2 separate regions of the Mus musculus genome follow, and region 1 is linked to region 2. Evidence: chromatin loops called from intact Hi-C (ENCODE). Cell type or tissue: left cerebral cortex. All regions are shown on one strand. Each heading gives the region's core, and the rest is flanking DNA. Links, peaks and the distances in the headings are about the cores only. Region 1 overlaps Rsph14 (radial spoke head homolog 14 (Chlamydomonas)). Region 2 has its middle 18 kb from the start of Gnaz.

What was found. Hi-C counts contacts between places; a loop is a spot of excess contacts. Peaks named below come from ENCODE experiments on the same cell type or tissue, not always from the same donor. Only the 100,000 strongest peaks of a DNase experiment are listed, where the experiment ranks them.
Region 1: it touches region 2 in a loop (2.3-fold over the local background); 6 of 42 quality-filtered maps call a loop at or near these places.

The regions. Positions count from the first base shown.
Region 1 is chr10:75,002,698-75,010,697 of GRCm38, forward strand. The region is part of intron 4 of Rsph14 (radial spoke head homolog 14 (Chlamydomonas)); the gene reads right to left. All of the region lies in intron 3 of Gnaz (guanine nucleotide binding protein, alpha z subunit), which reads left to right. Among named protein-coding and RNA genes, the nearest start is that of Gm40692, 17 kb to the right of the region's middle. In left cerebral cortex, for the core only: no CTCF peak of the experiment used is centred there; DNase peaks (open chromatin) are centred at 3,361, 3,939, 4,388 and 4,796; H3K27ac peaks cover 2,535 bases.
Region 2 is chr10:74,940,496-74,957,028 of GRCm38, forward strand. No RefSeq gene overlaps it. Among named protein-coding and RNA genes, the nearest start is that of Gnaz, 18 kb to the right of the region's middle. In left cerebral cortex, for the core only: no CTCF peak of the experiment used is centred there; DNase peaks (open chromatin) are centred at 12,506, 12,774 and 15,063; H3K27ac peaks cover 783 bases.

The DNA.
Region 1 (8,000 bases), core at 1-8,000, 55 kb after region 2:
ATGAAAGGATGCGCATTGCTGAAATCCATCCTCTAGGCCATGAGCAGGTGCTGCCCACTGGTATATCTCTTTAGCCCCAGTTTCTCTTGTTCCTCAAAGGAATGGCCCAGTAATACTGCAAAGGATTTCACAAGCTTTGGTGCGGGGGGGGGGGGGGGGGGGGTGTCGGGTGGGGGGTGTGGCTCTGCTCCTAAGCCTGCACCTGCTGAACAGTCCAGGTGATGTGTAAGCCCCAGGTATCCCCTGGAGAACAACCGGAGAGGTTTTGTGCTCTCAGGGTTTGGTTTTGTTTTGTTTTTAATTCACAGGCCTACATCTATCCCCATTCTATAAAATACTTGCCTCCTGCTGTCTGCTAACTTCTTGTTAGTGACTGGCAGCAGGGGTCTTATATCCCCCACCAGCAAGATTTAACACAGAGAAGCAAAGTGGAGACCTGGTTCTTAATTCAGTAGAAGCAAAGGCAGCCTTGGGCTGTGGAAAGGAGAGTGCTTTTCCTGTTGGGGAGGAGAGCCCTGTGAACTGGAGCAGGAGCCACAACCCGAGTCCCACCCCCACCCCAACCCACAATGCTTCGGGCCTGCTGGGCATGGACAGCAGAAGAGAACTTGGTGCTCCAACTTCCTTCTCTTAGAGTAAATGCACCTAGCATCTTGTGGGATCTTCTGTCCCAGACCCACGAGTCTTAGAGTGTTCCTAAGTCACAACCTCTGGGTAAATGATACCCAGTGTCCATGTCATACTCTGGGGTTCTGCCTCCCCAGGACTTGAAGCAGCACCTGTTAAAACAGAAAGAATCACCAAGCTCTGAGACCTTGTCTGTCGCTTCTGAGATCCGTTACAAAATAAAAGGCAAGACAGGTGACTTGTGGGGTGTTGGGCCAACGCCTGAGAGGCCCCTGACTGGACAGGGTTAAGTCTGATGGCTGTACTTTTGCCCCTAGAGAGCTCTATCAGTTAAGTTTAAAAACAAAAAAACCACCAGGTACTGTAGGTACCTATCTCTAGCTAACACTGGGGCCTGGAAGTCATCCTAGTGTGTCATGTGGCTGCCCGTGTCTATCTGGATGGCCCAGGTCCAGGCTGACCCAGCAGTACAACTCTGATCCCCCAAGCCCCTTCATCCAAGGGGTCTAGGGCAATTCACATAGTTCATCATGGGCTCCGAGCCGTGAGCAGGCGGCACAGAGCCTGCTCTGGGTCATATCCCAGGGCACTGCTTGTGAGCCCCTAGCCCAGCAAGGGAGTGGTCTTCCACTCCACAGATGAAGAAACTTGGGTTCCAAGCACAGATTTCCCTGGTTGCAAAATCAGGGGCCTCCAAACCTATAAATGAGGTCCTCCCAATGAGGACCGTTAGCTGCCCACTACCCAGGGACTAGGCGGCTTTGGGAGGTAGTTTCCATTACCACCATGTAGGGGCATGCCAGCCCCTTCTACACTGTACAGGTAAACAGGAGGTGGCCAGAGGCTCACCTGCTGTGTGATGCAGGAAGTTGCTCCTACCATCTCTGGCAGGCTCATAACAAAGCTGCCCCATGTTATTAGAGCCTGAGGTGTAGCCTTACCCACAGCCTCTTATCTTGTTTAAACAGCCCTTACTGTTTGAAGTGGCAGGCCCGGTGTATACTGTTTCTGTGAACATCGCACTTTTCACTGGGCACCAGGAGGGACATGGCTAAGCAGGGGTTGCCTTCTGGACTTGTTAAATTATACCCCTGCCCCAACCTCCAACCCAGAGAAATCTCATTTGCTGCTGGCCAGAGGGGGGCTGCTCCCAAGGCACTCTATATACTAGGTCTGCCTCCCCTTCCTGCCTGGATAACAGCAGACCAACCCTGGTTGGGGAGGAGGCAGCATCTGAGAGAAAAAGGGGACTGGATGAGAACAGACCCGGGGAAGGGAAGGCCAGTGAACATTAGAGATCCAGAATTCCTGACTTTACAAGCTGTAGCCACCCTCGCTGCTAACCCCTTCTGTGCCACTAGGTCAGGGTGGCTTCTGTGGGTTTAGGGCTCTCTGCCTGCAGGAGGAGGCTGCGTCTGGGCCGGGCAGCTTTATAAACAGGATGTACGGGACACCCAGCAAGAGGAGCATAGACACAGAGCTGGGCCTTGAGCATCTGTATACAGAGCCCAGGGGATTGACCAGACTGCTGATGTACAGATGCAAACCCAAGACTTCCCGTGCCAAGATGTGGGATCAGATAGTTCCCGATTGTTTTAAACCTGAATACCTTACCCAGCTCCTTTGTGGTCTCTGACCAGACCAACCCTCTGGGCATCAGACACAAGATGCAGACCACCCAGATGTCACTGGGAAGTGAGGCTGCTACAGAAGGGAAGTCCCGCCCCATTTGGTCAGAGCCTCATTTGGGTACCTGTCACATCCCAAACCACAATCTAGATACCCTCACAGAAGTGTTTGGAGTCCTCCCAACATAACCCCATGCATCCATCTGTAGTCCAGGTCCGAGGGTGGGCAGCCAAGCAGCCAAAGCTTCCTCATAGCCTACCTACCTTCATCCCTCATAGCCTAGCCTACCTTCATCCCTCATAGCCTAGCCTACCTTCATCCCTCATAGCCTAGCCTACCTTCATCCCTCATAGCCTAGCCTACCTTCATCCCTCATAGCCTAGCCTACCTTCATCCCTCATAGCCTAGCCTACCTTCATCCCTCATAGCCTAGCCTACCTTCATCCCTCATAGCCTAGCCTACCTTCATCCCTCATACCCTAGCCTACCTTCATTCCCACCCCTACCTGAAACATAGCTGCTACTCCAGAGGTCATCGGGCCCTGTCTGAGGTTTGTCCCAAGTTAAGGAGAACAGGTCCCAAGACAGTCAGTCATGAACTCATGGGCAAATAGTGAACACTGAGAAGAATATGGTCTAAATGGTGCCGAAAGCCTTATGGCGCTAAGGGGGCCTGTAGAAACTAGAGGTGGGAGTCAGTGATAGAGCCAGCGACGTGCACCCAGAGGAGGAGCAATGTGCAGGAAGACACTGTGGTAAAAGGCCTTCAGGTGATGTGTGCTCGCGGATGAGGTGGAAAATGCATTGACCAGAGTTGGAAGCCTCTGAAGGGTGCTCACAAGGCACGTGCAGGGAGATGGGTCCCCATCAGAGAATCCGCTGGTATCACAGAGTCCCAGGATGTCCTGCCCACACTGCTGCCCCATCCCAGACATGCCCCAAGTCAGCGTGCTGCTGCCTAGCTGGTCACACTCGACATCTGTTTCCTGTCTTTCTGGACAGCTGGTAAGCATGTGTATCCATCCTCCGAAGGACTCCATTCTCTGAAGTTAAGTTTGCTTAGTGCTGTCTGTCCCTCAAGCGGGGACTAAGAGCCAGACTTCCGACCTCCTCCCCATATGCTGCTCAGAGCCAAGTCAAAAGACTCATGAAAGAAATATTGAACTGAATGGGAGGGCATGGAGATTTAAGGGTAGGTGGGGTCTCTAGTTAGGAAAGCAATGGCAGATCCCAGAGAACAAAAATAGGGTAGTGTATGGAGCCAAGTGGTAGGCAGGCAAGATGGGAATAGGGGCTGTGAGCAGGCCCTTGGAGCCGGAACAGTAGACCAGGTTGTGCCATCTGCTTCAGGGCCCTGAGCACCCGCAGGTTTGGTGGGTGGGGGGAGGGACCCTTGTGTGGGGGTGACCACCCTGAGGGAGCACAGGTGGGACCCAGCTCATAGGCAGGCAGCAGCCTCCTTAGCTTCAGCGCATCCCTTGTTCCTGCACTGCTTGTTCCTTCAGACAGGCTCCAGGGCAGCAGGGCTCATAGAATCATGAGCTTCCCTAATCCAATTCTCCAGGCTATGGAAGCAGCAGTTAAGTTATGCAGGAAGGAGGAGAGAAACACTAACCAGATTGCGCTGGAAATAAGTCCCCAGTTATCTCCTCTGTCTCCAGATACATCCCAGTTTCCCCCGAGGCCAATATCCCTGACCAAGCCTGAAGGTGATCCAGTCTGTATGGGACCCTCCTTGCTCCAGGGTGGTGGGCTGGGCAGAGGTTGAGTCCATAAAATAGGAATGCTGTGAGGATCCCCATCATGACCCTTCTCCCTGGGCCTGGAGCCCTGTGTCACTTTTCTAATGTGAATGGAAAAGTGGCCTCCTCACAGGTGGATGCTATCAGGAACATGTCACCAAAGGAACCTTCCATCTTAACTGCCTGCTGGCTCTTAGGCCAGAGTGAGCCAACAGATCATCTCCAGAGGAGAATCAGGTCCCCCAACCAACTCCCAAAGGCCCACTGCTACTACCCCCAGGTAGATATATTGAGCTAAGAAGTACAGCCTCCTCCTGTCTTTGGTCTTTATTGCTGTGTGAGATGGAGGGTGGAGGCGTCCTCTTCGGTTGTCATGGAAACAGCAATCCATCTACTGAGAGTCTGGGTGCTAAACTGAACAGAGGGAGGGGCAGCTGGCTGTTGCCACCTTCCAGCAGTTTGGGGCTGAGAAAGACCCAAGGGGCTACCACACACTTGAATGTACCTGGCGTGCCCAGAGTACCTGAGAGCTTCCCTGTGGGTAGCGGAGCCAGAGGCACACCTGCCTTGTCTCTGTTAGGGTTAGCTGGCATTCCATCCAAGCACTGGAGTGGATACAGAGGCTCTGTCCACTGGGAGCCACGTCACGGGGAAGGCAAGGATGGAACGGGGAAGCCAGCAGCCAGTAGCTGGCACTGTCTGGGGAGAACCAAGCATCTGGCCCTCCCTGGGTGAATGACTGCTGCCTGCCCAGCTTGTGCCTACTGCTAGGAAGCAGTGGCATGGTGCCTGCTTAGATTTCATCAGACTCCCTCCTCAGGGTTTCTCACCTCACTCCCTGTGTGTCTAAGCTCTTCGAGGACACCACAGCATGGATAGTAACCTCCCCCATGCCTCTAAAGTAGGAGAGAGTGGCAGAGACAGCCAGCTCCCAGATAGGAAGTGCAGCCACAGATCTGCAGACCAGCAAGGGAGTGTGCATAGGACTTAGTCTATCAGTGAAAGGAGACCCTGGCACCCTGCAGAGTGTCAAGGGCCTGGCTGGCAAGCCTGTCATCTGTATCACGGGGCCTAGAGACAGGGCTCAGGAGGCGAGGGATACCTCCTTCAGTTCCCCAGTCCGGGATCAGCTTCTCAGAAGCACAGTCCTCTCCAGGTCACTGGTGGATCCAGGGTGAGTGGTCCATTTCACGGAGGCAAGAACTGCAGTCTGGAGTGTGAGAATCACAGAGTCTCACGGCCATCTGGGCGTGCCTCAGGGGAGGCCCGAGAGTACTCAGGTAGCATGGACAGGCGCTCTCCTCCAGGAAGCCAGCAGAGTCATGCCCCACAGAAGCTTCTCGGCACCTAAGCTTAGTGACAGTCCCCGACTGACGGTCCCAGGTCCCAACGGCAGTGTGCGACTTCAGATCCAACCTTGTCTTTTCCAAACCAGAGGCTTCTGATCACAGAGCATGGCCTCTGTAACACCCCCCTGATCACAGAGCATGGCCTCTGTAACATCCCCCCTGATCACAGAGCATGGCCTCTGTAACACCCCCCCCCCCCCGCTGATCACAGAGCATGGCCTCTGTAACATCCCCCCCCCCCCGCTGATCACAGAGCATGGCCTCTGTAACACCCCCCGCTGATCACAGAGCATGGCCTCTGTAACATCCCCCCCCCCCCCCGTGATCACAGAGCACAGATCACAGAGCCTCTGTAACATTCCCCCTCCCCCCGCCTTTTTAAAGAGTAAATTACATTAAATTCTCAAAAGGACTTTTTTTTTTAAGTATTTATTTTTATGGATGAATACACTGTAGCTGTCTTCAGACACACCAGAAGAGGGCATCGGATCCCATTACAGATGGTTGTGAGCCACCATGTGGTTGCTGGGAATTGAACTCAGGACCTCTGGAAAAGCAGTCAGTGTTCTTAGCCACTAAGCCATCTCTCCAGCCCTCTTCCCATTTTCATAAGGAGGCCATGCTGGTCCAAACCTCCTCCTATATGGGTCCTCTTGTGGTTCTTGTCAGCACTGTCTCCATTCTACCTGGGATCCTGTGTCACCTCACAGAACTGGCTCCTGTCTCTATCATTGGCCTAGGGATAAATGTAAGCCAGGATCTTGTACCTCTGAGCCCCTGCTGTGGCTGGAATCCCAGATGCTAACAGTTACCTGAGCCTGGGTCCAGGGCTAAGCTGTCTGCCCCGCTCCAGCCCTCAGCCACTCTGTTTTAGGGGTACAGTTATACATGCCATCTTAGACGTGGGAAAACACTCCTGGTAATAGGCCGAGGATGATTTTTGCCCCTTCTCATCCGTTGCCTTTTTATGCTACCTACCCATCCCACCATATAGAAGGTATCTACCCTACCCATCCCACCATATAGAAGGTACCTACCCTACCCATCCCACCATATACAAGGCACCTACCCTACCCATCCCACCATATACAAGGCACCTACCCAACCCAGTGTCTGGAGAGCAAGCTTTGCCCTGGGCCTTGTGGGGGGAAACAAGGAGACAGGATGGGTCCGTGTATAATATTCCCTAGCTCCATAGCTCACCCCGCAGCTAGCAGCAGCCAGATTCTATGGCACAGAAAGGGAGGCCTCACCTGGCCTCAGAATATGGTAAACCTCCTACTTAATAATAATAGCATGTGTTCAGCATGAGTGGGTGTTACACATGGCCTCCTGGAACTAGTATGACCCTGGGCTACGTGAACTAGCAGTACCCACTGCAGGAGTGTATACACCACTTGGCTGGGAAAGGATTAGACTGGACCAGTAGCTGAAGAACTGTCTACCTGCTGGTGTAGTTAGAAGCCAAAGGAAGCTGGCATGTCCTGGGACTCCAAGAAGAGTTGGGAATCCTGATGGGGAGAGCATCCCCAGGAAGAAAAGGCCTATGTAGCTACCACTCTCTGGGTAGGAGTGAGTGCTTGGTGGCTTCTAAGGCAGAGATTCACCAAGTGGGTGCGGACCCTGGATGGCTGCATGGGTCATTCCCAAGCAGCAAGTGCTAGCTACTTCATTACTCACTCTTGGACCGCCACAGGAGAAGCTGTACCTTAGGTCAGGGGTCAAACTGGCTCTGCTGCTCTTTCAGCTGGGGCCTTTTTCAGTGGATGGTTTGGGGTTTAAAGCTTTTTATTTTTCTTAAGACAGAAGTCTGGCTAGGTTGTCCAGGCTGACCTCAAACTGGTAACCCTGCCTCCTAAGGATTGGGGCATCTTTTCAGTTCTAAGAGGAAACCTGAATTCTGGGTACTTGACATGAACCACAGCTGTTCATCCTGAGAACTTCATGGCTTGGACGGAGCAGCTGTTTATCCTTCCATACGGCAGGGAGGAGGGAGTCATTGCAGGCCCAGCACCGGGGTCTGTGTGGTGAGGTGTCTGGCCAGGCACAGCCAGGTGGATACCAAAAGTCTCTGACGTAGGTGCAGGACTTGGGTCCCACATGATCTCCGGGTTATGTGTATATACACAGTTGAATGTTGAAAAGAAAAATCTTATCTTTGGGAGCTGCTGGCCTCAACCTGTTATTATAGATGAGGGGTGTGAGGCACCAGGACATCAACCTCTTACCCCAAGTGACAAGCAAGGGACAGAGTGGTGTTCTGAGTGGTGGGACTGGCTCGTGTGGGACAGTAGAATCCAAGAACATTTAGAACATGGAGGTGGGAGATCGAATACCTATCGTGAAGGTCCAGATTTTATCTTTAGAAGCTTAGTCAGGATACAGAGAGACCGCAGAAGGGGGATTTTTAAAATGGGCACAGACCTTGAATGTGTAACTAGTGACACCTGCCACCGTGTGTCACCAGATGTGCAGAATGGCTAACCTGACACAAACTCACCATGACTGCCACCCCCCTCGGAGGATCCAGTCCTGGCTTGGCTACCATAGGTGCTGGTACCTGGAAGCTTTGAGGGGGGGGGGGGCTGAACACCCGCAGATTCTCAGGTCAACATGTTTGAAGCTCCTTAGGAGTATGCCATAAGCTCCCCCT
Region 2 (16,533 bases), core at 7,621-15,620:
ACATAGACGTGTCTATTCACATACATGTTATACCCCAGCACCAACCCATGTATACGAGCATACCTATTATAATGAGTATCACACCCAGACTGTCATGCATGGATAGATCTATTCACATGCAAGTTGTGATCACATACTTCCCCATGGCAGCATGGGAATATGAATTCACACATCAGCTAGGTCCCAGCACCTTCCCATAGCATGTTTGTTCACGGTCACACATCAGCCATACACTAGTACCATCACATGGGCACTGTGGGCATGTGTGTTCACACAGGATCCATGTCACAGAAGCATCATAAGGCTGCATGGGCTCACATATTCACATGTATGCCATGTTCCAGCACCCTCACTTGGAGATGTGGGCATCACGTTCCCATGGATACCATGTCCTAGTGCCTCATGCAATGGTTTTACATACCATGTCACAATACCATTACTTGGTGGTGAGGACATGGCTGTTCATATGCATGCCATATGCCAGCACTGCCACATGGTGGCATGAACACACATCTTCACACACATGGTGTGTCCCAGCACCACCATATGGTAGTATGGGCATTCCTGTTAACATGGGCCATGTTCCAGAGCCATCACTTTGCCATATGGGCATACCTGCTCCCATGCACCTATGTCCAGCACTATGATGTAGTAGAATAGTCACACCTGATCCCATGCAAGTTATGTCCCAGTGTCACCACATAGCAACATTACCATGTGTGTTCACATGTGTACTGTGTTCTGGTGCTGCCAATGGCAACATGGGTGCCATGTCCATAGCCTAACACATGTGATATATTCTGGTACCATCCTATGGTGGCCATGAACATGGATGTTCAAATGCATGTCACGTCCCAACACTGACCAAAGTTTTCATATATGAGTCATGTCCCCAGTGCCATCACGTGTCAGTATGGGGACATATTCACATGCAAACCATTTCCTAGTGATATTGATCATCAGGGTGTTCACATATGTTCACACATGAGCAGTATCCTAACACTATCCTAACACAGCATTGGCACACACATTCATACATGTGCCATGTTCCAGTGCCACCACATGGAGATGTGGACATGGGCATGAGTGTTCACACACATGCTGTGGCGGCACAGATGTGCATGTTTTCATGCTATATTCCAACACAGTCCTGTGGTAGCAAAGTTATGCAAGTTCATATCTGAGCATGTTCCCATTCCATCATATGGTAACATGATTTTAGGTGTTTATCCATGAGCTATGTTCTAGTGAAGCAACACGGCCATGGGCAAACATATGTTCACACACTAGCCATGTTCCAGTACAACATATGGGCCATAATTTCACACCTAAGCCATGTGCAAACAAATGTGACAAAGTATGAGCGACATAGGGACACATACTTACATGTATGTATACTTACATGTGTACCATGATCCAGCATCAGCCTGTAGTGTTGTGGTCACACCTGTTCACACACACCATGTCCCAGTACCATACCATGGTGGCATGGGCACACATGCTCACATGATACCCAGGGGCATCAATTGAGGATGGGTTGTGTCCGAGTTCCATGTGAACTGTGTCCAGTTCCAACCAATGGCAGCATAGCCACACAGGTTCACACGGCAGTTTCCCAGTGCCAAACCATAGCCGTGTGTGCTCAGGTGTTCACAATTGAGCATGCATCCATCACATGTAGGCATGGGTATGCCTGTTCACACACATGCTGCATTCCATCTCTACCATGTGGTAATGTGGGCATGTTTGTTCAAATGCATGCCATGTCTCACTACCATCCCATGGTCATAATGGCATGCCTGTTCACATACCTGCTTTGTCCCAGAACTGCCCTGTGAAGGTATAGACATGAGTGTTCACATATGTAGCATTTTTGACTGTTGTGCGTTGGCAGCATGTAAACATGTGTTTACATGTGATGTTTCAACACCAACATGTGGTTGCATGTACATGCATGCTCATATAAAATCCATGCCCCACCCCATCATTTGAGGCATGCACACATGTTCACATGTAAGCCATATCCCTGGACTGTCATGTGGCAGCATGGGTATGCATGTTCACATGTAAGCCATGCCATCATGTGGCAGCATGTTCACACAAGTCTTATACTTTAGTACTGTCCCTTTTTGGCATGTGCATGCATGGTTAACTGTCAGCAGTAAGTATCAAAAGAGACCAGGATGGTAAAGGGTAAAAAGGACCAGTATAGCCAAAATGTAAGGGTTATATAGGGAAGAGCTGCAGGGAAAATGCAGCCTAGCCCCGGTGCTGGAGAGTTCAGGGTAGGGATGGGGTGTGCCTGTAACAGGTAGGGACTGAGGGATGCTGGGAGAACCTGGCATCCAGCACGGTTTAGATAGGCACCTTAGATAGCCACTTGTCCCTGGTTTGGGACCTACCGGCAAGGAGTTAAGGGAGAGAAAGGATGGAAGGGGGGGTGTGATCAAAATTTATGTATGAAAGTGCCATGAGGTACCTTGCTATTTGGTGAGCTAATTAAAAGTATTCTATGGTATAACACTTTTAAAATACATTGAAAAAGAATACCATGTATCATGACTAAGCAGGTTCCCTCTCATGCAAAGATACTTCAACATATACAAGTAAATAAGTGTAATATGCCATATAAATACACTTAAGGGAAGATATCGTGTGATTATCTCAATAGATACAGAAAGGACCTTAACAAGATGTGACGTGCCTTTGTGACGAAAGTCCTGGCAAAATTGGGAATCTGTGGACCTCACCTCAAAATAATAAAGACAACGGGAGGAAATCGAGAGCAGCTGGACATCTGGACTTTTTCTCTGCTAAGTTCTACTTCGTTGCATCCTTCTTATGATTTATTTAGTCCCCTTCTCCTCTTTATTTTAATTTTTGAGACTATTGTACATGACTATTGAATTTACATCATTTCTACCCTTCCCTCTTCAAACCCCCCTGAGTCCCTCACCCTATTCCCTCTCAAGTTCATGACAACTGCTATAATTATTTCCACTACACACACACACACTGCAGAGCCCACTTATTGTTGCTCTTATGGACTTCTGTTTAGGGCTGACCACTTGGGTTTGGAGTATCTATCAGAGGCCTGTCCCTAAAGAAGGCTGACTCTCGGTATCTCCATCAGCCATTGATTATCTCTAGCGCTTCATCTAGTCATGGGACCTTGTGAGATCTCTACCCACGTCAGCATGGCAACTGGTGTTATCACTATATAGGTCTTATCTAGGCAACCATATTTTAGAAATTTAATAGGTACTGCTGCCCTGTCATATCAAGAAGACACTAGCTCATAACAGGTGTCCTGTTCCTCTGGCTCTTACAATGTTTTGTCGCTTCTATGATAATCCATGAGACTTGGGTGTAGGGGCTGTGCACTCCATAAGCCACTGATATTTCTGCCTTCTGACAGGTTGTGGACTTCTGTGGTAGCCTCTGCCTGTTGTGAAGAGAAGCTGCTCGATGAGGGGTGGGAACTACATTTATCTGAGTGTAAGGATGAATATTTAGAGTGCAGTTATAAATGGTAGGTTTAGAAAATGTTAGTAGTAGATTATGCTTTCGGGTCTACGACCTCACCACCATTTCCAGCTGGACTAGCTAGGGCTCCAGTACCAGACTTGAATTCCCTCCTATAGAACAGGACTTGAGTCTAACTAGACAGCTGCTGGTTACCTCCAGAATAATAGCGCTACTACTGAACTGTTGGGGGATATACTGCCCAGCCAGTCATTGTTGTGGTCACCGGGCTTTGTATTTAGATGGGGCTACTGATTGCTCCTCTTCTTTGGCAGGTTGCATAGCAACTTCGGATACAGTGAGAGCTAGTCCTCACAGAGGAGGCTTCTATGTCTGTGCTAAGCCCTGCAGCTTAAGGATGTGATGTCTTCAGCAATAGGGTTTTGCATTATGGTTCTAGGAGGTAATGTAGGACAATCCTGATAGCCTATATTACTTGGGGAGTCTCTTGCAACTCCCTGGGCAACAACTCAAAGGGAAATTTCCCTGTGCCTGGTACTTGGATAGTCTATGCTCCTTGAAAGAACCATTATCACCTTAGGTAGCATAACTACATCTTATTATATTTTATTTTATATAAATATGATGATTATTTTATTAACAGATAATATGTGTGTGTGCATGTGTTGTGTGCATATTTTAAGTATGCTTATAAAGTAATGTTTTTCTATAGCTTCAGTGTTATTTATTTCTCCTTCTCTCTTGCTCTGTATTACCTTCCACACCTCTTCTCAGTTAGAATACCTACCTCCAGTTTTCTCCTTTCCCCATTGTATTACCTGTCTTAGCTAAAGCAATAAGCGAGAGAACGATATAAAACAGACAAAAATAAGGAAGGAAAAGTTAAATTATCCCTGTTCACCATTGTCATGAGTCCATGTATAGAAGGCCTTATGGAGGGAAAAGTTAAATTATCCTTATTCACTGTTGACATGACTCCATGTCTAGCAGACCATTGAGACCTTACAAGAAAAATCCTACCTCTAATAAATACTTCTTATGAAGTTATAGAATGCAAAACCACGAGAACCAATAGTTTTCACACGTACCAGTTACAAATTTGTTGCAAAAACAAATTAGGAGGAAAAAGAAAATCTCCCAACCACAAATCTAAGCAACCAACCAACCAACCAACCGAGGAATCAACTTCACTGGCTTTGTCATGGTTTCTATTACACTGATGAAACACCATGGGCCAAAAGTAACTTGGAGAGGAGACTCTTTCATGTCCACGTCCACAGAACAATTATCACCAAAGGGAGACAGGGCCAGGAACGCAGAGAGAGTAAAGAATCTGGCAGCGGGAGCTGATGCAGAGGCCGTGGAAGGGTGCTGCTTACTGGCTTGCCTCCCATGGCTTGCTCAGCCTGCTTTCTCATGGAACCCAGGACCACCCACAATGGGCTGGGCCCCCCTATCAGTCACTAAGAAAATGGCCTGATCTTGTGGAGGGATTCTTTTCAAGTGAGGTTCCCTCTTCTCTAATGTCACTAGCTTGGGCCAAACTGAACGGAAATGGCCACCACAGGAGTGGCCACCGTAGGAAGTGGCATGATTTGAAAGGATTAGGACAAGTGACCTTGTTAGACTGGTGTGGCCTTGTTGGAAGAAGTGTGTCACTGCAGGGTGAGCTTTGAGGCTTCAGAAGCTCAAGCCAGGCCATGTCTCTCTCTTCCCACTGCCTGCCAATCCGGATATAGCATCCTCGGCTATCTCTCCAGCACCATGTCTGCCTGCATACTGCCATGCTTCCTGCCATGATGATAATAGACTCAAACATGTAAACTAGCCTCTGCTAAATGCTTTCCTTTGTGAGAGTTGCCGTGATCACGGTGTCTCTTCACAGTAACAGGACCCCTAAGACGGATGACAAAATTAATATTGTTAAATGGCTGAGTTATAGAAGCACTCTATAGATTCAATGCAAATCCCATCAAAATTCTACTGATGTTCTTCACAGAACTGGGGCGGGGGGGGGACCCAAAAATTCATATGGGAATACAAAAGATCACAACTACCCAAAGCAATCCTAATCAGAAAGAACACTCCTGGTGGTATCTCAGTACCTGACCTCAAATTATACTACAGAGCCATGGTGACGACAGCACAATACTGACATGTAGACCAGTAGACCTATAGACCAGTCAAATAGAATGGAAAACTCCATACATAAAGCCACATATCCATGACCACCAATGTTCCACATACACTGAAGAAGAGTCTATCCAACAGATGTTGCTGGTAAAACTATATCTATAATCTACATCTATATCTATAGGTCGATATATAGATATGTGGACCAAAGACATTAATTTAAAAGCCAAAACACTGAAACTACATGACTACATTTCAAGATATAGATACAGGCAAGGACTCTAGTAACACAGGACATAGAACATTAACAAAGGAGACTACAGAAAATTAAAAAGTATACTATCAGCAGGGCAATCAGCTTGCCTACAGAACGTGCAAACATCTTTATTAGCTAACTATACCTAAAATGGGGTGGGAGTGGGGGAACTAAAATATAACTCCATGTAAAAACACCAAAAAATCAAAAGTACTGATCAGTAAATAAACTGAACAGACAGTTCTCAAGAGAAGAAACACAAAATTGCTAATAATTTCTTCCTAATGTTCAACATAGCTACCCAGAAAATGCAAATTGAACTACTTTGAAATTCCACCTCACCCATTCAGAATGCTGTTATCAAGAAACTAGATGACAACAGGCACCAACCAAGGATGTGAGGAGAGAGGAGCATTCATCCCATGCTGGCTGGGGGGTAAACTAGCATAGCTGTCGGGAAAATTAGCATAGCAGGCTCTTAAAAATTCATAATGGAGCCAGTGAGATGGCTTGGTGTTGTAAATGCACTTCCCACACAAGCACAGTGACCTAAGCCCAATTCCTGGTACCCACAAAAAGCTGATTTATTTATTGATTTATTGGTTCGTTTTTGTATTATGCTTCAATAGTCCCCATGCTCTTAGAGCAAGACCAGAGGCAGAGACAGGAGGCTTGCTCAGAAGTGACCCAGCTAGCCTGGGGGAGTACATAGACTGGAAGAAACAGCAAAGAAACTCTGCTTTGACAAGGTTTGGGATGGGAGAACCAAACTCCTGAAAGATGTCCTCTGACCTCCGTGTGCACACTGCTGTATGTGTGTGTACACATGCAAGATTAAAACCAACAATGGTAAAAAGAATGCTTTACTTTAAAAATAGAGCTTCCATACAGCCCAGCTATACTAACTCCCGAGCATAGACCTGAAGGACTCTATATCTCGCATTGTAGCCCTAACTGGAGACACCCGATCATCCTTGTTTACTGACGCCTTATTTGTAATAGCAAGGAGATAGGACCAGCCTAGATGTTCACCAACAGCTGGACAATTTGATAATGAAGATGCAGTATATATATGCGATGGAATTCATTTAACGCTAAATAAAAGTGAGATTTGCAAGAAAAGAGGTGAATACGAATGTATTATATTAAGCTAGATAACCCATACTCAGACAAATACTGCATGTTCTCTCTCAGGGGCAGAGCTTAGCGTGTGTGTGTGTGAGTGTGTGTGTATGCAGACCATGGGGAGGGGGGCAGATAAAGAGAGAGATGGTGAGGAAGGATGGGGGAGGGGGGAGTTGTGCTTATGTGACCTGGAAAGCAAAAGGAGGATTTCGGAGATGCACAGGCACAAGAGAGTAAAGAAATGGTAGAGGCAAGGAAAGGGAAAACCAACAAAAACAAACTTTCATCTCAAAATGTCATACAATGAGCACAGTTCCATCTGTGAGCCGTGGTGCTAGACAGATCGTGACTAGGTCTCCACGCCCCAGCTCCTAGGCTTCTTCTTGAGTTTACATAGCAGCAGAGAGAAAATGGCTACTGTGAACCCAGAGAGTAAGCGGGATTCCCATTCTTTCAGCACAGTCGGGTAAAATGGAATAGTCACAATCCCCGGGAATCAGTGCTGTGTAGAATTCTCTGGGGTGACATGTGGCCTGGGCAGCCAGTTTCCCTACCACCCTCACCCTCAGAAACAGTCTTCCAGATGGTAGCTCTGGCTTCCATTTCTCCTTGACGTTTCCTGGGGGCAGTTGTAGCATACAAGAAGCTGTGAGGACGTAAACATCCAGGGAGGGATGTGGTAGAGGGCAGCTGGTACACTGGGTGGACTCGGAAGCAAGTACAGGATGGGGAGGTTGGACCAAAGCACAGAAAAACCAAGTGATGAGGAGGCACCCAGCAATAGAGCAAGAAAGGCATGAGCATGCGGTATTTTAAAAATATTTCAGAAGATCGGGAGATCCACACGGGCAAGCACTAATAGGGAAAGAAGATTGAGACCTATGGTGGTTTGGGTGTGTTTGGCCCAGGGAGTAGCACTATTAGGAGGTGTGACCTTGTTGGAGTGGGTGTGGTCTTGTGGAGAGGGTGTGGCCTTGATGGAGTGGGCATGGCCTTGTTGGAGTAGGTGTGTCACTGTGGGCATGGGCTTAGAGACCCTCCTCCTAACTGCCTGGATGACAGTCTTCTCTTAGCAGTCTTCAGATGAAGATGTAGAACTCTCAGCTCCTCCTGCACCACACCTACCTGGATGATGATAATGGACTGAACCTCTGAACCTGTAAGCCATCCTCAATTAAATGTAGTCCTTATAGGAGTTGCCTTGGTCATGATGTCTGTTCACAGCAGTAAAACCCAAACTAAAACAAGACCAAGATTCAGGTATCACGTTTAGCCTTATGAAGATATACTGTGGCCCCAGCAGAGCGACCTGGTGGTGTGTGCTTGGGGGTGGGGAGGGAGAGGGGGTAATGCAGGACCCCAAATGAGAAGGAAGTGGGAGATAGCCCTCTGCAACAGAGAACAGGGACGTATGGGCAGAAAGAGAGGTGTGAACAATTTCACCTAACAGAGCAGCATCAATCCAAACAAAAAGCAACAATGTATCCCTGAGAGAAGCTTAGTAGGTGGGGTCAGAAAAGGAGCATCTAAGGTCACTGGGGGCCAGTGACCTGAGCCTCTCACTGGCCCTGACGCAAACACAGGATAAAGGCTCTAACAAGATTACACCTGAGCCTGGGGCATAGTTGGGGAGAGGCTATGCATTGAAGGAGAGAAGGAAGGAGAAGGAAGGAGACTATAGAAGAAGGTGCAATTCTGTGGTCTCACACTGGCGAGTTTTATGTTAACTTGACCCAGGCTAGAGTCCTTGGAGAGTAAGGAGCCAGGGTGGAGAAAATACCTCTGTAAGAATGGGCTGTAGGCAAACTTGTAGCGCATTAGTGATTGATGGGGGAGGGCCCAGCTCATTATGGGTGGGGCCATATCTGGGCTCATCGACTTGGGTCCTATAAGAAGCAGGCAGAGCAAGCCATGAGGAGCAAGCCAGTAAAAGCATCATTTCTCCATGGTCTCTGTCTCAGCTCACGCCAACACGTCCCTGTCCCTGAGTTCCTGCCCTGACTCCCTTCAGTGATAGACTATGGTATGGGAAGTGAGAGCCAAATAAACTCTTTCCTCATCAACTTGCTTTGGCCCATGGTATTTCATGTTAGCATCAGTAACCCTGAGATAGGTCCCTCCCACTATAAATTCTGCACCCCCTGGGGGGGGGCACCTTCTCAAGACCTATTTCAATTTTTCCCCTGCTGTGGATTTCCATGGAGTGAGTCACCTCTCCTGAGAACAAGAGACACAATATCCTCCACGATCAGCTCTCCTCTGAGTGGGTAAAACTGGGCCTCTCTGTGCCCACAATATGCCAGGCATGGCCAAATTGGTATAGAATGGGTATCATTACAATCTGAGTAGTCAAGTCAGGGAACCTGGGGCACTTAGCATTCAGGTAACCAATGAGCAATCTGTAAAGAACACAGTCCCCCAAAATGTGCACTCAGCCCCTGAGAACAGCCAAATCATACAGCATTAACTGGTAGGTGAAATAGCTGCGCCTTTGGGCTGTGGTTGAATCACTACATGACTTTTTGGTACCAGCTCTAATGCCTCTACTCCTGGACACTGCGTGATAGAGTGATGTCATGGGTGTTTAAGAACAGAAACCTCAGCACAGCTGGGGATCAGGACTTTCAGCCGAGATATGAAATAACTTTGTCACTGACTGGACCTCCCTGGCTACAGGTCTCCTCCACCTTGAAATGGAGGCCACTCTGTCTCCGGCTGACAGTTCCGCTGTCCCTGAGGCCTCTCAACCTCAGTTGCAGGGACAGGGGGCAGGAGACATCAGGTGTCACAGCACAATCAGCTCTGATTGAAATGGAGTTGCCTTGTCACCCAGCATGACCCTGGATTCCCAGGAGAGATCGCATTCTAGGCAGTGGCTGAACCCAATGTAGTGGGATAGAGCTTAGCCTGGTGCTGATGCTGGCCAGCACAGATTCTGAGGGGTTAGCCAGCACCATCAGTGCAGACAGACTCTGGGGTGATGTGCAACTTCAGTTAGGAGTCCCAGAGAAAGGAATAGCAGCCTTCCGGAGTTACTAGGCTCCCCTTCTGGATAGCCATAGGATGGTTCTCCATAGCCCTGGTGTCTGCAGTTGTCATCCGTGGCCAAGCAGAAGACTAGGGTTTCCTGGGAGAAGACACGGCCTACAAGTTACTAAAGAGAACACCCAGAGAAGCAGGCACACAGGTTCTGGTCTGATAGAGACAGGCCCAGGACATTGCAACAGTGTGGCAAGAACACACTGGCTATATCTCATCCATCGTGGCTAGGAGGCACAAGGATGCCCATCTGAAACAAAGAGGAAAAGGACGGAGTCATCACAAAAGGAAGAGAAGGACCCAAGCTCTTAGGGGTCACCTGGCAACGCCAGGTGCTTCAGTACCCAAGCAGAGATGACAGGGGAGCTGCAGAGCAAGGTGTGGAAAAGGAAATGCAGTTCTCTATTGGGATGCTATGACAAACAAGAGCAAAACAGGGGCAAGCTGTGCCCCTGAGGTGTGTCCAGTTGGAGGGACGGATGGGGAGTACAGCTTTGCCCCTCCTCCAACCATGAATGCACCTATTTCCCTTGTCCCACACTCAGCCTCCAGCATGCACTGTTTCCCCGTTAAGGGTGAGTCTGTGGGACTTCATTACCCAACTATGAAGATGCTTCTCTCTCAGTCTCTCCCTTCTGGGTCAAGGCTTGTGTGCCCCATGACTTCATATGCTCCCTCTCTTTCAGTTATGTTTAGAGAGACCTAGAGACCTGCCTCTGAATGTCCTAGCTCCTGTTCTGTAGCCTCGACACATGACTGACCCCAAGTTATTGTGAGTGAGTATACTGGCTGGTTTCATGTGTCAACTTGATGCAAGCTGGAGTTATCACAGAGAAAGGAGTCTCCTTTGAGGAAATGCCTCCATGAGATCCAGCTGTAAGGCATTTTCTCAATTAGTGATCAAGGGGAAGAGGGCCTAGCCCATTGTGGGTGGTGCCATCCCTGGACTGGTAGTCTTGGGTTCTATAGGAAAGCAAACTGAGCAAGCCAGGGGAAGCAAGACAGTAAGGAACATCCCTCCATGGCCTCTGCATCAGCTCCTGCTTCCTGACCTGCTTGAGTTCCAGCCCTGTCTTCCTTTGATGATGAACAGCAATGTCAGAAGTGTAAGCTGAGTCAACCCTTTCCTCTCCAACTTGCTTCTTGGTCATGATGTTTTGTGCAGGAATGCAAACCCTGACTAAGACAGCGACTATCCTACTAGCTAAGCGATCGCCATCTTAAGGGGTCCAACTGTGTGCCCCTTGCCACTGGCTCTCTGGCTACTTCACGGGACCCTTACCTGAGTGTCCAGATTCTCTCTATCACCTGTTGTATACAGGTGCTGCCCTAACCACATGTGGTCCTTGGAGGAGAGCTAGATTGTATAGGCCAGGAGAGACTGCCGGTGCTCCATCTATCCGGCTATGGAGAAGCCCTCATGCCTGATGGGTAAAGGCTTTACAGGCACAGCCTGTTGAGAGGAAAGGATGCTGTACTGGGTAATGTCAACCTCAACAAGAACTTGGGCCATTTGAGAAGAGGGAACCTCACTTGAGAAAATGCCCCTACTAACGAAGACTGTGGACAAATCTATGGAACATGTTGTTGATTAATGATTGGTGTGGTTGGTCCTGGCTCACCTGGGCAGGTGGTCCTGGATGATGTAAAGAGGCAGGGTGGGCAACCTGTAAGAATTTAGTAAGCATCACTCCTCCGTGGCCCCTGCTTCATTTCCTACGCCCAGGAACCTGCATCAAGTTCCTGCCGTGACTTTCTGGACCACAATCTGAAAGCTGAAATAAACCCTTTCCTCCCCAGGCTGCTTTTGCTCATCGTGTTTTGTCGGTGTGATAGAAACCCCAGGACAAATATCCAGATCCCTGTAAGTGACCCCACAGCTGGGCTCTGCAGTAAAGCCCAATGAGCTCCTAGGTTCCAACTTGGCGAGTCGGTGGCTGGGTTTGTCACTGGCACCTTAGAAGAGGTAGATGTTGCTGATGTCTCCTCAATGCCCCCAGGACAGGATTTTGGCAACAGGTGGCCACTGAGAGGACTGAGGTGACTAAAGAGAACTCAGAGAATATTGGGAGATGCAGAGGTTCTAGCCCCAGTCAAGTCAGAAAGGTGGCAGTGATCGAGGACGTGAAAGATTAAAGAGTAGGGGGGTGACACTCTGGGGAGTGGTCATTGCCTGAAGGAGGTGCTGTTTGTGTTCGCAGTTGTTGGCTGTGTGCCTAGCACCAGCCTAGTTGGAGTGAGGAGTTGGGGACAGGAAAGACTGCTGCCTTTCCCAGATTCCCTCATTGTGATGGGGATGAAGTGTTTTGTTTTTTGTTTTTTCCCAAGGGCCCCCAACAATGTGGGGCCAAGGACTACACTAATGAAGACACTCCCTTGGTGCCCTGCAAGCACCACCAGCTGCGGACTGTGAGTGCACGGGGGACAGAGCAAAGTCCATTCACGATTAAGGAGACTATGCAAATGAGAACATCTGTTCCTCGCCCCGGAATGAGTCATCTTCTCCAAATGGCTCTACTTCATAAGCAACGACTTTCGCTTTAAATTTAATTTTGGCTTTCTAAAATCCCTGATGTGTTTGGTTCTTTTTTGCTTGTGTTTACCAGACTATTGGGGGTTTTATTTTCCTATACCTCACCCTCTACTGCTCTGTTGTCTCATCCTTGGAAGGTTGTCCTGCTGTCAAAGATGTCTGCTGTGAGCCCAGCTCTACCCCAGGTGGGGGCCCTGACTCGCAGGTGCTGGTGCTGGGCCCAGTGCCGAAGACAAATGACCTCAGAATAGGGGCAACAGCTGCCACCTGGGTGGAAATTCCAGCTCCTGTGTGGGCCAGAGATTGGCCTGGGGCTACAGTTGAAGTGGTCATCCCCACTATTCACTACTGACTAGCATCTCCTGCACTGATTTCTGGAGGGCAGGTAGAAAAAGCAACTGTGAGCTCTTCCCTGTCTGGTATTAAGCCAGTCATCAGGTATAGACCTTCATGGGCTGTCTCTACAGAGACTACCTAACACTATCTCCTCCTCCTCCTCCTCCTCCTCCTCCTCCTCCTCCTCCTCCTCCTCCTCCTCCTCCTCCTCCTCCTCCTCCTTCTCCTCTTCCTTAGACCAAAATAAATGCCACAGTACTTAAAAAAATAGTTCCCAGCATCATGAAAATCACACTCTCAAAGCACACTCAAAGAGCCAGACCCCTTCTCCTTTCCTTAATTCTTCATCTGACGGTTTGGGGGTTTTACTGTGTAACCACTGCTGTTTTGGTGTCCCCCCAAAGAAATAGCTATGAACAGAGTTTATAAGAACTGCTGGTGGGCGAGGGAAAAGCTTATAGCCTATGGAGAGGGAAGAGAAGAGTGGCCGTGGCTTTCATTTCATACGCTGGTTTCAAGCCCATCATAAGTACATTGCCACTTTGAAGGTGTAGAACCACTTAGCAGAGGGTCTGCCTAACTGCACATCACAGGGAGAAACAATGAGGCTCCAGCAAAGGAACCAAGTTATCCCAAGGCAGGCAGAGTCCAGCAGTTTACACACCAGGAATCCTGCACACTAGAGGAACACCCAGCAGGGTGTCCCACCCTGATTTAGAGTCCTGGAAGGAGGAGTCAGTTTGTAGTAAGAGAAGGAACTGTATAAGGCTTGAGGCAGGAGTGAAAGGCGTGTTTGAAGGTGTCCAAACAAGGACAATGGGTGAAAACCAACCAGGAAGCTTTGTGTGCTTGGGAATCCTAAGTCCTCTGGAGTTAGATCGGGGAAGTGACAAGATCCTATCTCCCGGATGCTGCCTGGAAGATGAAAGGGTGGTGGGAACATCCTCTAGGAGTCTTGGATAAAGGCAAAGAGAAGAACTTTGGAGGGAGGGGGGCTTAGTTACCTTCCCTATTGCTGAGAGAAAAATACCTAATAGAAGCAACTTCAGGGAAGAGTTCATTTTGGCTTCTAATTCGAAGCCACCATCCATCCTAGCCTGGAAACTACCATGAAAGTAACTTGTGGTAGCTGGTCACATTGTACTCACAATCAAAAAGGGGAGTGAGGAATGTCCACGCTTAGCTAGATTTCTACGTTTTATTCAGCCCAGGAGTCAAGCTCAAGGAATTGTACCAAACATACTTTTAAGGCGGCTCCGTCCAACTGAATTAACCAAAATGACCCTCTTCACGGGCATGCGCAGAGGCTAAGCTAATCTAGATCCTGCATAGGTGTGTTGGGAGAATTCCTCCTAGGTGGTTCTAGACCTTGTTGACAATCCATTTAAAAATATATATATATATATATCAAAGAAGGTCCAGGGTGGACTGCCTAGCATGAGAGTAGTAGTGAAAAAATGACATCCGTTGTAGAATAGTCTGCAGTGGAGAAAGAACAGGCGTGGGTAAACACGGTCTCTGTTCCCAACACATAGCATGAGCTGCATGAGTGTGTTACTGCCAGACAGCATCAAGTTGCTGACCTACATACAAGCATGGGCTCTCTTTCTATTTGTTTGTGTGTTGAACGCCTTTTAACTACACTTGGTTTTCAGGGCATAGGTCTTGTGTTTCTCTTGTTAGGTTAGGTCTTAGGGTTTCTACTGCTGTGCTAAAAACACCATGACCAAACCAACTTAGTGAGGGAAGGGATGGTTTCTGCTTACAGCTTGTAATCCCCCTCCAGGGAAGAATCTACATGAAGGCAGAGCAGGAACCTATGGGCAGGAACTGAATAAGAGGCCATAGAAGAGTGCTGCTTGCTCCTCATGGTTTACTTAGCCTGCTTTCTTATGTCATCCTGAACCACCAGCCTCCGGTGAAATTGCTCCCAGTAAGTTGGATCTTCCCAAATCAATCAATCAATCAATCAATCAATAATAAAAATGTCCTACAGGCCTTCCCATAGGTCACTCCAGTGAAGGCATTCTTTCACTTGAGGCTCCCTCTTCACCGATGACTCCAGCTTGTGTCAAAAAAAAAAAGCACTGGCCTGCACATATGTATCTTTCTTATTTTATCCTTTGATGCTACTGTAAGTAAAAATGCCTTAGCTCCATCTTCCTATGGTCCGCTGCCAGTGCACAGAAATACAATCAACTGTATACGTGCGCCACCACAATGCTGAACTTGGTAGTTCTAATAGTTTTTAAATGTTTTCTTATATTGATGGTATGATTGATGAATAGAAATTATTTGCTCATTTAAAAAAATCTTTATGTGCCTTATTTCTTTTCCTGCCTACAAGCCCTGGCTACAACCTCCAGTATGAGGCTAAACTAAAGTAACAAAAGCAAAAGTCCTTGTCTCATTCCTTATTTCAAGGAATAAGTAGTCATTATGACTCCAGCCCTTGCATTTTTATATGTATCCTTTATTGTGTAGAGAGAGAAAGCCTTCCTCTATTTCTAGACTGTTAAGAGTTTGTTGTTATTCTGTTTGTTTTGTTTGCTTGCTTGCTTGTTGTCTGTTTGCTTTTAACGATAAAAGGGTATTGGATTTTGTGGAATAATTTTTCTGATTTTTTTTTTATACATTGACTTCTTTCTCATATCCCTTCCTGGGTCCTGCCTGATATTGTAATACTTTTACTGTGTAGCTGTATTCGCTTTGCTAATTGTTTGCTATGGCTTCATGTCTCTGTTCAGGAGACATATGGGTCCACAGTTTTCTTGTGGTCTCTTTGTGATGTAGGGACAAGAGTCGCAGGCATTGTTACAGAAGGGGCTGAAAATGTTCTTCCCTCCTCTTGTTTTCTGAAGCATTTTCTGAAGGACGGCTGTTCACTGTTGCCTAGAGACATTCAGGGGTAGAGTTTTCTGTTGGACATAAGGGACTGGCACTTATAACAGACTGGAATTAGAGACAGTGTTTTGGGGCAGAGGAAACAGAAATCATACCCGGCTTGAAAAGGATTGGGAGAGAGGGGGCCCACGGCCACGCAGGGTGGATGATGTGGAGAAAGTGATCAGCATTCAAACCAGCACATGGGGTCGTGTTACAGAGAGGGTTCCAGAGTAAAGATCAACCCCATACAGAAGGGAGGAGATTGCTGACCTTGACTGGACCCCATGGTAGGAGCAGAGTCAGCTTGCAGTGGGTGGAAGAAGGATCGGAACACAAGGTAATGGGGATCCTGGAGGCCCCGCTTTCCCGAAGGAGAAGCGTTTCCTTTTATGCAGCCTGGTTTTCCAAATAGGATGATTGTAACTGAAATGCCGCTTGGGTCCAGCAGCCAGTCCCCTCTGGTATGAGAGGGCTGACTTAAGTTGATCTTTTAAATTCCAGGTCACACACACACACTTCTCTGGGTTTTTCCTGACAACCATGAGGGTCCCCGAAGCTCCTTGAAAGGACAGTGAGGAGAAGCTTACTTGGGTCATAGTTTTGATAAATATTTACTCTGAGATGTCCTCACAAAATGAGTTCCCACTACTGAGGTCAGAGCTTCAACTGGCTCCGGGGGACAAGACCAGGAGCCCAGCTTAGTCCCAGACCATGGGTTCTGCTTTGAGGTCCCACTCTA